2 separate regions of the Homo sapiens genome follow, and region 2 is linked to region 1. A link is a loop called in an ENCODE intact Hi-C map of the cell type or tissue named here. Cell type or tissue: heart left ventricle. All regions are shown on one strand. Region 1 has its middle 19 kb from the start of SOCS2. Region 2 overlaps CRADD (CARD and death domain containing adaptor protein).

What was found. Hi-C counts contacts between places; a loop is a spot of excess contacts. Peaks named below come from ENCODE experiments on the same cell type or tissue, not always from the same donor. Only the 100,000 strongest peaks of a DNase experiment are listed, where the experiment ranks them.
Region 2: it touches region 1 in a loop (2.5-fold over the local background); 27 of 110 quality-filtered maps call a loop at or near these places.

What each region holds. Positions count from the first base shown.
Region 1 is chr12:93,587,883-93,595,882 of GRCh38, forward strand. It overlaps a transcript of SOCS2 not described here. Among named protein-coding and RNA genes, the nearest start is that of SOCS2, 19 kb to the left of the region's middle. RefSeq lists an enhancer at 3,239-3,798. In heart left ventricle, no CTCF peak of the experiment used is centred here; DNase peaks (open chromatin) are centred at 2,851 and 3,759; H3K4me3 peaks cover 5,171 bases; H3K27ac peaks cover 5,700 bases.
Region 2 is chr12:93,752,698-93,760,697 of GRCh38, forward strand. All of the region lies in intron 2 of CRADD (CARD and death domain containing adaptor protein), which reads left to right. Among named protein-coding and RNA genes, the nearest start is that of CRADD-AS1, 19 kb to the left of the region's middle. In heart left ventricle, no CTCF peak of the experiment used is centred here; no DNase peak of the experiment used is centred here.

The DNA of each region.
Region 1 (8,000 bases):
TGCCTGCCTCTCAAAAGAGTTTGTATTTTATGTGGGAAGTGAAGGAGCTATCGAAGGCTTTTGAACAACAGAGTGACCGCATCAGATTTGGTGGCAATATGGAGGCTGCTCTGGAGGGACGTGACCTGAGATCAGGGCTTCTGAACTTTATCCCTAGACTTGCAAGGGACCCATGGATAAGATGTCTGGGATCTGTGAACTTGGATTGGAAAAAAGCGTTATACTGTCATTTTCACTATCCTCTAAACTGAAATTTAGCATTTCCTTCAAATAAGAATCTAGGCAACGGATCACAGTAGAATTAACAGAAGATGTGAGTTTATCACCAGTAGAAATGCTCTGATAGCATATTACAGTTGTTGTAGGTATTTCAAAATATCTTTTACACTTATCACTAAACTGAAATTATTATAGATATTAGACTCACTGCCATAAATTGTTACTTAATGAATTAATAAAGAACATATATAACTGTGTGACAAATATAAAAAATAATTTGATATTTACATTTTAATATAATGTATCTTTTGTTTTTATTTTATGATTTAAGCACAGTATTCTGAGAAGGGGTCCATAAAAAAAGTCAAAACTCAACACACCAGAGGATGTGAGTCAAAACTCACATCACCAAAGGAACGTGATCGTTGAGGAGGTCAGTGTAGCCTAAGGCAGCGATGGGGAGAAGGAGGAAGAGGAGTTGGAAGAATTTGTGAGAAATTCTGGAGACAGTGAATTTTTTTTTTTTTTTTTGAGCCAGAGTCTCGCTCTGTTGCCCAGAGACTAGACTGCAATGGCATGTTCTTGGCTCACTGCAATCTCCACCTCCCAGGTTCAAGCAATTCTCCTGTCTCAGCCTTCCAAGTATCTGGGACTACAGGCATGCACCACCAAGCCTAGCTAATTTTTTTTTTTTATTTTTAGTGGAGAAGGGGTTTTGCCATGTTGGCCAGGCTGGTCTTGAACTCCTGACCTCAGGTGATCCACCCGCCTCGGCCTCCCAAAGTGCTGGGATTACAGGCGTGAGCCACCGCGCCTGGCCTGACAGAGTGAATTTGTTGATAGATCAGGGACATAAAGCAGGGGTAGGGGTACGCATAGACCCCATTTCCTCCAGCAGTTTTCTGGCTGGAGCAGAATGCTTATGCTTGCCACATGTGTTCCTTTCTTCCCAGTGCTATCATTATTTACCGTACAGCATGGTTTAAAACACGGAAAACATCCATCCTTTGCTTCCCTCCTCTGTGCCTGCCAGTCCTACACCTTTCTCAACTCTTTTAGTGTTATCTTCTCCAGCTAGACTGCAGATTCTGGGCAGGCAGTGCCTTGCAGTCTGCGACCCCATCATATATTTTTCACAGTTGATGTTGAATACATGACTGATAGATTTCAAAGGCATTTCCTGTTTTGAGGTCACCATGTACACCATATTCTAGTTACAGAAATTATACCAACCTTGACATTCTGGGAATTTTTTTTTTAAATTCCCATGGGTTCTATCATTTGTCTTCTCATAAAATAATACAAAATGTGCAAATAAAAAAATCCATATGCTTGGGCTTCCTGATTGTTTTTATTAAAGTGAGTTTAGTGATGGTGGGTTAAATAATGCTGTAATCTTAAGCCAGAAATTGAGAATATGGATTTGAAATGTCCCCATTCCCTTTTTTTGTTTGTTTTTGTTTTGTTTTGTTTGCTGTTGCATGTTCTTGGCAGCAGTGGTTGATGTCAGTATTGTTGCCCATGTTGTAGACTGCAGATGTTGCAGTGTAGCTTAGTACTTTGGTTCGCTTGCTGAAATTCCTCACTGTGCTTCTTATGAGGTCCAGGAACATATAGATTTGCAGTCTGATGTATTTTGATGATTGCCAGATAAAACTGATGTCTGGCACTTTTTCCAGGAGAAACACATGTAGACGTTTCCAAGTTGATTTGTAGGGACTTAGTGTTATTAGAACTTTGTGGCAAAACTTTTTCTCAAGTGGCAGAAGAAATAAAGGAACTTCAGTTTTGAGGGCTGTTAACAGCACTTCCATTAGTGGCAAAGCTGAGATGGTTGACAAAGTACTGGATTGTTGAGATGGACCTTCCAGGCCGGGTGTGGTGGCTCACGCCTGTAATCCCAGCACTTTGGGAGGCCAAGGTGAGCGGATCATGAGGTCAGGAGTTCGAGACCAGCCTGACCAACACGATGAAACTCCATCTCTACCAAAAATACAAAAATTGGCCTGGTGTGGTGGTGCGCGCCTATAATCTCAGCTACTCAGGAGGCTTGAACCCGGTAGGTGGAGGTTGTAGTAAGCTGAGATCGCGCCACTGCACTCCAGACTGGGTGACAGAGCGAGACTCAGTCTCAAAAAAAAAAAAGAATAAGCAAGTACTGTATTTGGACTTTTAAGCATTACTGATACAGTAAAATACAGTTTTAGCTACCGACGCAAGACTAGCACCCAAGATTTTAGAAAAAGGCACTTTTTCCCTTTTATTTTCCAATAACATTTCTCAATCTGGTAACCAGAGAGACTACTCTGGGATTAATTTGAGTCTGATTGCTGTTTACTGTTCTAACAAGAACAGTTTTTTTGGAGAGGAGAGCAGAGTTTAGGAGAAACGAACTATTAAAAGTTAGCTTCCCGTATGGGCGTGGTGGCTCAGGCCTGTAATCCCAGCACTTTGGGAGGCCGAAGTGGGCGGATCACGAGGTCAGGAGATCGAGACCATCCTGGCCAACATGGTGAAACCTGTCTCTACTAAAAATACAAAAATTAGCTGGGCGTGGTGGCACGTGCCTGTAATCCCAGCTACTCCGGAGGCTGAGGCAGAAAGAATCGCTTGAACCCAGCAGGCAGAGCCGAGATGGCGCCACTGCACTCCAGCCTGGGCGACAGAGCAAGACTCCGCCTCAAAAAAAAAAAAAAAAAAAAAAAAAAAAAAAAAAAAAAAGTTAGCTTCCCAGTGTACACATGAAAAGTACAATCCTTTTCTTCATTTATATTATAATTATTTGAAGAGCAAATTAGGTATTGTTAGTGAAGAAATGAGAGTGATTACCTGGTAATATGATGAGTTACTTTTTCTTTAAACTTACTGGCTTTTCCCTTAACACTAATGGTCTGGATAACAAGTTTTTACTTGTTGGCAGTGCAGTTTAGCCTCCGAACACTCTTGGAACAAAATGACTAATTTTTTTTAACGCTTTATTGAAATATAAATTTTAGGAGAGTAAACATTTTCGATTTGGAAGAAGTAGTTACGTTACAGACCTTCAAATCCAGCTTGTTCGGGAGACTTGACATTTAATCACTAGGCTAATGAAGCGCCAGAAGAGAGAGCTTTTATGGTTAGAAAGGGAGGTGTTTTTTAAAAAAAAAACAAACGAACAAACAAAAAAAAAAAAACAAGGCTCAGCCCGAGATACTGGAAGCGACTTGACCTTGATTTACATATACAAGGAACGGAAATGAATTAGCCCGGCTAGATATTTCTAGGAACTAGTTAAGGGAGAATGAACAAGATGGGAGCGAGGAGAAAGCGTGTGTGCGTTCGTGTGTGGCTGTCTGTCTGTCTGTCTGCGGCAAGAGGAATCTCAGAGTTTCGGTTATTTCTCCTTGAAGAATTTTCAAACGGAGTTCCTGCAGGGGCTGGCTCTAGCGTCTACGATGTGCACACACTGTCTCTCAAGAGGGAAGTGATCCTGGCGCCACGGGGTGATGCAGCAGAAGTTCTTTTTGTCTGTGGCCAGGGTAGAGTGCGGAGCCCCACGGAGCTGTGGCGTGGCGGCTCCTCCCAGACGCGTCCGGGGCGCCGCTCGGGTCTCCCAGGACCTTATGTAACCCAGCGTCGGCAGCAAGGAGCCGGTCACAGGCTGACCAACGTCAAGGCGTTTCACTTTGGAAGCGCACCAGATGAGTGTGGTATTGAGAGCAGACGGCTGGGTGCAATGTTTTTGCCGCATATCTCATGGGTTATTTTAATCTTTTCACGTAGTCTTAAGGGTCTCACTAGACCGTATATGAGAATGTGGCCAGGGATGTGGCTTCTATAGATTGTCCCAGATAAGAGCATCCCTTTTGTTTTTGTTAATGCAGGGTAAATACAACCTCTTCTTAGGAGCTAGTTTTTCAATTATTCTAAAAGTGATAACATGCTCATGGTTCAAAATTTAGTCAGTTCAGAAGTGCACAAAATGAAAAAATTGTCCAACTCCCGTCCCACTCCCCAGAGGTAACTATTATTAAAAGTTTCCTTTTTATTGTTCCAGAATTTTTTTAATGCAGTCGAAGCCTCTATTTAAATCATGTTTTAAAGCACACACAAATATTATTGTACTATACTTTCTGCTCTGCAATTTGCTTTTAAAATTTAATATTTGGACTCTCTATGTCTACCTTTCTCTCTATATATCTATTTATATCTTCATGGCAACATAAGGCTTTGCCTCATTCTTTTCAACAGCTGCACAATATTCCATGATATGAATGTACCATTACTGATTGAATCAGTCTCCTGCTAGTGGATATACAGGTTGTTCCCAGTTTCGTGCTATTACAAACAACGGTGCGGTACAAATCTGTGTGCTAATTGTTGCTGTGTGCTTATGGGAACATATATGTTGAGTACATTCTTAGAAGTGGAACTTTGGGGCCCAAGGGTACATGGCACTTAACATTTTAATAGATATTTACTTTCAAATCACATTCCCAAAAGGTTGTTCCCATGCATATTTCAGATGGAAATAAATTCTGTCTTTCAAGTTGTACACATAGCTGAGGGTTTTCCTTAAAATACTGTTCATTTTTAAACAGCATATTTTCCATTGAGATCGAATAAACTTGTTTATTTGCTAATTAATTGCCCTTGAAGTTAAATCTCTATTCTAGAAAAGATGTCTGAGAAACCTAGTGGAAAGGCCTCAACAACTTCGTCCCAGCCTTGATCAGAGACATTCACAGCTATGGGACAGGCACATGGCTCTATGCCTTGACTGTGGCTTCATAGACAGCTGTCTTTAAAAACCCTAGGGTAGGACTGAGAAAGCTTTTTTTTTTTTTTTTTTTTTGGTATGTGTAATAATATCATCTTCAATTAGTTCTGTTCAAAGGACATCGATTAAGCACAACTATAGTAAAAGTTTCTCCAGTTCCCTACTCTCTGTCCCCTTATCCTGGTTTCCTGCCTTCTCTCTCCCCTTTTGTGTTTGTTTCTTTTCATACCAGTTATCCTCTGCACCCACTCCTGACACCAGATTGGGTGGCCAGTTCTAGGAACAATGAAACTGATTTCCTACAACTGGAAGGTGGTTCTGGAGAGGGAATTAGCTTTGCCTAAGATTATTATCACGCTGACCCGACTCTATATCTAGATCCTGCCTCCAGTGGGATAGCTGATCTGCTATGACTCCCAAATGCCTAAAGCTCTCCGCCTACTCAGAAACACAGCATCTTCTTTAAAGCTCCAGAAGAGAGAGCTTTTATGGTTAGAGAAGGAGGTTTAAGAAAAGCAAACAAATAGGGCTCAGCCTGAGATACTGGAAGCAACTTGACCTTGATTTACATATACAAGGAACAGAAATAAATTAGATATTAGAATTAAATTAAAATCAAATTTTAATTTAGATTTGTATAGGTAAGACCTATTACAGATGAAGCCAGATACCAAGATATGTTTCAAAAAACATGTGGTTCACATTGCTATTAAATTGTTTATAAATGATCATAGTAGCATCCCAATTACCTTTTAGATTATAGCCAACTTTTTGGGAATTACAGGACTTTTACAAGTATTTTATTTCCCAAATTACCTGCTTATCTGGAAAATAACCCTAGTAAGACCAAGCCCACTCATCCTGAAAACTCATCTTAAATGAAGCCAAGTCAAGTCAGAATAAGATCTGGGTGTCAGCAAAAAGGAAAACAAACAAACAAAAATCAAACCGAACCACGCTAAAATAAAATAAAATAAATTTCCCATTTAAAGTCTGAATCCCTTTGGCTTTGTAAGCTACTGTTACCATACAGAGGCATCTGCCTTAAAATAAAGGAAATAAATCAAGAGCGTAGAAAACCTGTTTAATCAAAACTCTTAATTTCAAATCAGTGTTTCCATAACACATTACAAGCCAGCAGGAAGAGAGGGGAGGCAAAATGTGCAGTTCCATGATGTCCCCAAATAGAATGTTCACAACTGACAGGAAGCACCTGGGGGATTATGATTATTTGCTTTAGAAATTCAAAAATAAATTGTTTTTTGAAATAAAAAGGGAAGAACAAATCGGTTTCTCAGTTCAGGTTGTTTTTAACACTTCACACACATCCATTTTTATAATCCCAATTCAGAAGACAATGAATTCAAGTTAATAATGTATTTAAATTTAAGGATAATGCAGAGAATGTCAAAATAGAAAATTGCAATAGAACAGTTGAGCTGAACTCTGAGGCTCCTTTTCTTATTTTGACTCAAGTTGACCTTCAATATTATAGTACTTTCATTTTTACAGCTCTTTACATATTCTGTAAAAAAGCTTTTAAAAAGTGAAATGAAGATGTTTCTTAACTATTAAATTTCTATTGCCTAACTCTTTTAATTTTTTGAGTCCATTAAGACTTTAGAAGATATTCTTTCTCAAATGTGTCATTTAATTAACAATTTGCTAATGGCCTTGATAGGATTTTTCCATTTTTGTTTTCCAAATCAAGAAATCTCCATGTTCCTTTTATTATTTTCACTTTGTTTCTTTAGATATAATTCTTGTTTTTCCTGGATAATTAGTATAGAATTTATTTATTGTAGAGAACTCTGTTCTGACAGCTGATAATATAAATATATGTTTGACCCACATTACTAGAAAGAATGTTATGTAAGGGAGTTTGTCAGGGAATATCAGCTCTCGAACACTGGGAGTTCAGGGAAAGAAATGAATTTGTAGGTCATTGATCTTTGTGTTTTAAATAAGAATTAACCAAGAATTTTATGGTTACATAACCAGTACATGAACTAGTTTTTACTACATTTTGTTAATACATCGAATTGAATAATCCAATTCAAAACATAGGGTACCAATTCCTCTTGTCAGCAATACTTTGAAAGTAGGGATTTATTGAGAGTTCTTTTATTGCCTTGACTTCCTTACGTTTGTAAACTATGTGATGGGTATTACACTTAGATTTATTAGGGTACTTAAAATCTTGCCAAAATGAAACAATCTCTTTTTGTCATAAGTATTGCCGACTTAAAAGCATTTGTGAGGGGACGGGGGGTGATTTTGCTTTTGGAGTCTTACTCGTTACTGAAAATAAAATATGCTCAGCTTTTTCTTTTTCTAGTAGACATTTATTTTACTGAGTTCCACACTGATAGTTAACTTTAGGAAATGCTTCACATATTTTAACTAATTTTATGATTTAATTTTTAAAAAGGAGGTACATTTTAGAATTTTTTCCCCCTTTTAGATACCTGACTTACGTGTTTCTGAAGATAAATTGCAGATCCAGTCACTATAAATTCAGTTGAAAGACCAATCTTTCTACCCTTCTTTGTTGTTCTGATTTCAGAATTCCAGGCCAGTTTGTTGTCAACTTTAATGTACCTTTTGAGAAATAAATTGAGTCTCACATTTCTTGCATGTGTTTGTGCCCCTAGAGCTGGAATGCTTTTCTTCGGCCAACTGAAAGTAGAGCCTGCTCCTTCTCCTCTCACAGATTAAATCTGCTTTCATTCGTGTTAAATTCAGTTAGTTCATGACCAAAAGAAAAGACGTGCTCTCCTTTTTCTTTTTAATTTTAAACAACCACCATCTATAGTCTTCCTGTAGTTTTTGAGAGCTTCAAGTTATATAGCTATTTTTGACTTTGTGTTTGGTTAATCTAATAGAGTCTACATTTTTGGGAGGCATTTAATTTGTGATTATCCCTTATTGTAGTCTACAGAGTCACATCAACAAAATGAGCTGTTTTATTTTATTTTACTTTACTTTCTTTTCTGGTCTTTTTGTTTTGTAATTTATT
Region 2 (8,000 bases), 160 kb after region 1:
GATTTAATGGACTCACAGTTCCACATGGCAGGGGGGGCCTCATAATCATGGCAGAAGGTGAAGGAAGAGTGTATTAGTCTGTTTTCATGCTGCTGATAAAGATATACCTGAAACTGGGCAATTTACAAAAGGAAGAGGTTTATTGGACTTACAGTTTTACATGGCTGGGGAGGCCTCACAATCACAGTCGAAGGTGAAAGGCACATCTCACATGGTGGCAGACAAGAGAAGAGAGCTTGTGCAGGGAAACTCCCCTTTGTAAAACCATCAGATCTTGTGAGACTGATCCACTATCATGAGAACAGCGCAGGAAAGACCCGCCCCCGTAATTCAACCACCTCCCACTGGGTTCTTCCCACGACATGTGGGAATTGTGGGAGTTACAATTCAAGATGACATTTGGGTGGGGACACAGCCAAACCATATCAAGGAGCAAAGTCACGTCTTACATGGTGGCAGGCGAGAGAGTGTGTGTAGGTGAACTACCCTTTATGAAACCATCAGATCTTGTGAGACTTATTCACACTATCAAGAGAATAGCACAGGAAAAACCCACCTCCATGATTCAATTACCTCCCACTGGGTCCCTCCCATTACATGTGAGGATTATAGGAGCTAAAATTCAAGATGAGACTTGTGTGCGGACACAGCCAAACCATATCATTCCACCCCTGGCCCCTCCAAATCTCACGTCTTCACATTTCAAAACCAATCCTGCCTTCCCAACAGTCCCCCAAGGTCTTAGCTCATTTCAGTGTTAACCCAAAAGTCCACAGTCCAAAGTCTCATCTGAGACAAGGCAAGTCCCTTCCGCTTATGAGCCTGTAAAATCAAAAGTAAGTTAGTTACTTCCTACATACAATGGGGTACAGGCATTCAGTAAATACACTCATCCCAAATGGGAGAAATTGGCCCAAACAAAGGGGCTACAGGCTCCATGCAAGTTTGAAATCCAGTAGGGCAGTAATTAAATCTTAAAGCTCTGAAATAATCTCCTTTGACTCCATGTCTCACATCCAGGTCCTGCTGGATGTAAGAGGTGGTCTCCCACAACTTTGGGCAGCTCTGCCTCTGTGGCTTTGCAGGGTATAGCCCCCCTCCCAGCTGCTTTCACTGCTGGAGTTGAGTGTCTATGGCTTTTCCAGGTGCATGGTTCAAGCTATCAGTGGATCTACCATTCTGGGGTCTGGAGGGCGTGGCCCTCTTCTCACAGCTCTACTAGGAAGTGCCCCAGTGGGAACTCTGTGAGGGGCTCCAACCCCACATTTTCCTTCTGCACTGTCCTAGCATAGGTTCTCCATGAGCGCTCCGCCCCTGCAGCATACCTCTGCCTGGACATCCAGGCATTGCCATACATTCTCTGAAATCTAAGTGGAGGTTCCCAAACCTCAATTCTTGTTTTCTGTGCACCTGCAGGACCAACACCATGTGGAAACTGCCAAGGCTTGGGGCTTACACCCATTGAGGCCATGACCCAAGCTCTACCTTGGCCCTTTTTAGCCATGGCTGGGACACAGGGCACCAAGTCCTAGGTTCACACAGCAGGAGTCCCTGGACCTGGTCCATGAAACCATTTTTTCCTGCTAGGCCTCTGGGCCTGTGATGGGAGAGACTACCTCAAAGATGCCTGACATGCCCTGGAGACATTTTCCCCATTGTCTTGGCAATTAACATTTGGCTCCTTGTTACTTATGCAAGTTTCTGCAGCTGACTTGAATTTCTCCCAAGAATAGGGGTTTTCTTTTCTGTTGTATCATCAGCCTGCAAATTTTTCACACTTTTATGCTCTGCTTCCTCTTGAATGCTTTGCTGTTTAGAAATTTCTTCCTCCAGATATCCTAAATCATCTCTCTCAAGTTCAAAGTTCCATAGATCTTTAGGGCAGGGGCAAATGCCACCAGTCTCTTTGCTAAAGCATAGCAAGAGTCACCTTTGCTGCAGTTCCCAACAAGTTCCTTATCTCCATCTGAGACCACCTCAGCCTGGACTTTATTGTCTATGTCACTATCAGCATTTTTGTCAAAGCCATTCAAAAAATCTCTAGAAAGTTCCAAACTTTCTCACATCTTCCTGTCTTCTGAGGAAGACATTTTCCTATCTTCTTCTTAGCCCTCCAAACTGTTCCAACCTCTGCCTGTTACCCAGTTCCAAAGTCGCTTCCACATTTTTGGGTATCTTTATAGCAGCACCTCATTCCCAGTACCAGTTTACTGTATCAGTCCATTTTCATACTGCTATGAAGAAATACTTGAGACTGGGTAATTCATTAAAAAAAAAAAAGGGTTTAGTGGATTCACAGTTCCACATGGCTGGGGAGGCCTTACAATCATGGCAGAAGGTGAAGGAGGAGCAAAGGCACATCTTACAGGGTGGCAGGCAAGAGAGCATGTGAAGGGGAATGGCCCTTTATAAAACCATCAGATCTCTTGAGACTTATTCACTACCATGAGAACAGCATGGGAAAAACCCTTCCCTATGATTTCATTACCTCCCACCAGGTCCCTCCCATGACATGTGGGTATTATGGGAGCTACAATTCAAGATGATATTTGGGTGGGGACACAGCCAAACCATATCAGATACAGTTCCCAAATATTGCCTTATCCCTCACAAAGGAGTGGTGGGCTTAGAAGGCCACATGTCAGCAGAGTCCTGCATCTCCTCTGCATAGGTTTATATCACCTTCTAATTTGGAAAATTTTTTAAATCTCTGTTCTAGCTTTGTCATATGCCCTACATGACAGTGGAACTAACTACCCTATGATTTTCACCTCAGCCAGGCTTAGTCTTCAGGTTCCAGGTGTTGGTTGTTTAACAGCATCACAAAACCTAGGGCTCCCAACATATGAATACACAAACTTACAAATAAGACAGGCATTTCAGAGCAGAACATCTGGTGTTTGTCTGCCCCACAGGCGTACCTCCTTTAGGTGTAATTCATTGGAATCCCAGTCAGCCGATTTAGGAGCCTAAGTGCATTAGCTCATGGCCAGTGCACTGTAGCCACATACTGTAGTTTCTTCAGGTTGAGTGATGCTTATTGATCTGTTAGTTTGCTCCGCAGAGCCCCTCTCTGCCCCAGGTAACTTACTTTCTGATGGTAATATTTTGATAGAAAGTAAATAACTTTGTTTCAATAAAAGAAAAAGTAGCATATGATTATTTTAAAGATTAAGGTACAGATTGGATATTTTTGGAAAATTTGCTGCTTTTTAGGCAGATGAACTGTTAGGTGGGTGTGGGCCATGTTCTAAGCCCAACTAAATCCATCTTTAGAACAATTCTAAAGAAAGCAGAAAAGATAAAGATATCAAGTCATAAATGTATACTTGTTTATTGAGCATGGTTTAAAATTTTAATCAGCCTACAATCAGCCCTGGCATCCTTGATTCCCCTTACTTTGTTGCACTTTTTAAAAAAGCACTAATAATTATCTAAAACACTAAAAAATTTATTTATGTTCATTACTTACTGAGTATTTGCCCCTTCATCCTCCAAGTGAGTGGCACAGGTCAGGCATCTTTCTCTTTTTTGTTCACCAATATATCTGAAATGTGTGTTACAGTGCAAATAATAAATGTTCAATAAATACTTGTTAGTGAATGTTGGGAATGACTCACCATAAGTTCAGCGATATTAAGATTAGTTAAGCCATGATCCAGTGAATATGTCCATTTTTAGGAAAGCACCCTCACTAAAAGGAATAAAATTTTGTTGTAAGACTTAGGCCCATTACTCTGGCCCTGGTGAACTGGACCAGACCACTTGTAAGCCACACAGGGACCTGCCACAAAGAGAGAGGAGATAAGACAGAGCCTGGATCTCTAAGGTCTAGAGCGGAGCTGGTTTAAGCTGTTTTATTCCAGGGCCTTCCTTGTTCACTGCTGCATCCTCAGCATCCAGAACTGGGCCTGCTGTGTAGTAGATGCTCAATAAATATTTTTTGAATGAAGAAAGGCAAAGTCCTTCTAAGCAGTAGGAAGCCTTTCTGTATAGGAGTAGAAGAAGGAGGAACAATCCAAAGAGGAAATGGGTCCAGTGATAAGAGCTTACAAGAACATGCCATGTAGGCACAAAACCTTAACTTCTTGGCACATCAGGTATCAGGGAACTTCCAGGCAGTGCAGGACACACAACCTCCTAGCCTTCATCCACACTGGAAGGTATCTCTCATTCTCCTGGCACACCTACAGGTGGGAAGTCTTGAGCACTGTCTTGAGGCTGAACCCGCCACTGACAGAAATGATTCAGTTTAACAGAAAATCAGTTAATTTATTTGCCAGTCTATTTGTTCACTTGATTACCATTGTCATGGCTGAGTGAAATTTTCATTTAAGGGATGAATGAATTGTAACCTTTTAAGCACCATCACTTAAAACTATCCAACCACTTTTGTTGGAAAATTTACTAAAACATACGTATATTTCCCCATCTTCTTAATAAAGCATTAGAAGATTTTCGTATTATCTCAAGATCATTTGGGAAACATTGTGCTGTTATATAGTAGTACACTTAGAGTCTACTCCAGGTAGAGTTTTCATTATGCCGAAGACCATATATTGTATTTTTTGAATTCTCATGCCTGTTTTTCTTGGTTTTACTGTCTTCTCTCTCTGGTAGGTTATGTGTTCATTTTCTAGTGCTGCCTATGTGGCTGCCCCAAGAGTCTCCAATCTCCCAAAACATACTGTCCCTGGTTATCTGTAGAAAAATAGATGGCCAAGTTTATTAGATTCATCTAAAATACAAAGGAAGTTTAATGTATGGACTTTGTGATACCCACAAGCCTCCTGTTTCATCTCTCCCATCTCTAGTTCTTCTCAGCAGTGCTCTGGAAAATTGGGCTCATCAGACATGTGGCTTCTGGAGAAATGAGGTTTTAATAACTTGTCGTTTTTCTGTTCCAAATTTTGAGAGTAGCAGTATATCACTGCTTAAAATGTGCTAATTTTTGAGATAACTTTTCTTAGCCTGGTTCTCATTAGAGCTTAAGAAGGAGACAATAGCAATAGGACATTGTTTGCTCAGCCTCTCCATTTCTGTAGGAAAAGAATTGTTAGGAGGAGGAAGGGTAGGGAAAAAAAAGTGCAGGGGAGTGTCATCATCTGGTAGATAGTTTAAAAAAATTCCTCTGGCTTTGGAGTAGGAAAATTGATTGTAGAGGATCCAGGAGGAATCAGAGAGGCTGTTGAAGAGGCTATGGTAGCTGTCCATGTGAGGGACAATGGCTTGGACAAGGGTGGCAGTGGTGCAGATAGAAAAGGGTGGTTGGACTCAGCATACATTGGAAGAAGAGGGCACAGGACCCTGTGTCAGATATTTTGGTATATTCCTCCTATCATTAGAGTTTAGTCATGTGTATTCACACCCCACATTTGTTTCTTCTAAGAAATGAAGTCTATCCGTTAAGGAAATGTCAGTTAATCCTCATTGCTGCTGTTATCATGGTTGGATTTGCTCCAAAAGGTATGTTACCATATATAGAATTAAAACCAGTCTCTACCCTGTGGGGAAGTAATGCAGATGTTTTGAGATTAGAGTTTAGAATCTATTCCAAAGATCTGCCAGAACACATGTTTAACAATGAGCATGAGAGTTTTCCCCATTGCTATTCTTACTATGTTGTTTATCAAACAAAGATAATTTGGGGGCTTGTGTAGAAACTCCACAATATTTAAGAAAATAAACACAAATCTCTGAGTCAATAACTAAATGTTTCTGATGGTATACTAAGAAATATAACTTATTTTATTAATGGTTATTAATATAACCATGACTTTTAAATTAATATTAATATTAACTGATATTAATATTAATGTAACCATGACTTATATTAATGGTTATTAATATAATTATGACTTTTAATTCTTTTAATTAAAATATTTGTGGTTCTTTATAGTTCACCACAGCTTTGAATAAAACAAAATTGTTTTCATGTTTTAAATGCAGTGGAAGGTTTTATGTTTGGTGTTATTCAATTGGTAAGGCAAATTGCTTTGTTATTAGCTTGATTTACGTGAAAATTTAGATTTAATTTTAGATTTGGTAGATTTTAATCTGATACCATTTTATATTGGTTTATATCTGAATGCTTCATTAAGATCCTGGGTATACACAGTTTAACCTCAAGCATATAGTCTTATTATATTATTTTATTATAAGAAACAGAAGTATGGAAACTTGAGGCTGGGACTGTTCAGAGCTAAATCTTATGAAATGAAATAAGTTCTTGTAATCATTTTGCAGCCATTATTTGTTGTGCTTTTGTGGTATTTTGTCTCTTTTGAGCTATCCTCACAGGTTTCCAGGAATTCAAGGCCTAAGAAACATTCTACTAAGAACTTGAAATACCAAGGCATTTAATTTTTGGAAGTGTAGAATGTTTTATTACTTTTGAAGTTTTGAGGACCAGCAAAATAGAGAAGTGTATTGTGTTACACAATTTGCTATGTTATAAATGTTTACTTTTAGTGGACATGATGTAACTAGAATGGAAAAAAACACAGAAATAGTAATTGTTGATATAATCTTGCCTTGGAGGTAGCGATGGGTGGGGGAATGGGGAGTGGGAACATAGCATGAGAGGAGAAAAAAATCTGTTACCAATTTATGGTAAAATTATTACAGTTAAAAAGAGTTGCATATATGAATAATAATAAAACCTTCACCCAGCTTTCTTGAAAGTTTACAAACTTCCTTTCTTTGCTTAGAACTAGCTCGAGAAAGGAAAAAAAAAATCTTCTCTTAGATTCTTTGCATAAAAAACTAATTCCTTTATTTTTCTCACCGGTTCTCTTCATCTTTCATTTTGGTCCCCAGAGAATACTGTTTGACTATTTTGAAATCATTTCTCTTCTCCACTTTGTTGCACTTTGCCCTCTGGGATCGTTTCCCCAGCTCACTCTTCTTCCTTTGTCCTACTGCTCCCTTTACCCCCACCTCTCTTTCTATAGCCAAGAAAGAAACTTGTTAACCATGACTTTTTCTTTTAGGAACCAATTCAAAAATCCCTTTGGTACACAGGTTTACAGGCACCCTATCTCAGTCTGATTCCAGAAAAAAAAGCACCAGGAAATACAGGAAAATATGTAGCTATTAATAAATTCCACAGATAGGCAGAAGTTGCCAAAGGAAAATGGGAGAACAACAAGGACTGTTCATTGGACTTCCAGGAATAGAAATTGTTGGGAGTCTACTCTTTTCAAAATAAACTGACATGGGGCTGACCACCTTGTCAGTTACTCCCATCTGATGGTGGGGTGTGGCAAACAAGGGCAAAGGTATTGTTTGGTTTTCAAGGTCAGGCTGCTAATTGTATAATTGGATTAACCCAGCCCGCAGAGACATGGAGACTACCAGTCACTTGTTAGCCTGGGTCCCAAGGTAGAAGCAGCACAAAAGTATGGGGAGGATGTTCAGCTGAAATGGAAGGAAGAAAGTAAAGAGGATAGAGAAAAAAATACAGAAATGTTAGCCAAAGGAGTTATAATTAGGAGAAAACCATTATCTTATTAATCTCTGTGTGATTAATTAATTATAAATGAGTTTTCTCTTGGAAAAGAGCGAAGCTACTTAGTATGACTTGTGGGGAGAGTGTGTGTGAGGAGAAGAAAGTGTACTTTTTCTGCCCAATTATGGAAGGTCTTAAACATCAGCCATGTTTTTAGGAGTTTGACTAATAAATCCAGAAGGCTTATTATTTATTTTATCCAGGCATGTTTTATTTACTATGAGAGATCTTCTTAGTTCTTGCTTTTGTTTTGTAAGAAAAATGAGCTAGGTTAGCAGTGTCCGTTTTCTGTTTTTAGAAAATAAGATGTCTGAGATGTTAGAATCTTCACATATAATTTGTCCTACCCCACAGTCAGCAATTTCATATCTACTGCTCACAGTATGCCCAATCAGAGCACAGACAGGTGTGTGATGGTGGCTTCTCAGTAGGAATTTACATTTAAGGGCGCTTGTCTTCATTGGTTTGTTTGCCATTCATTCATTCATTC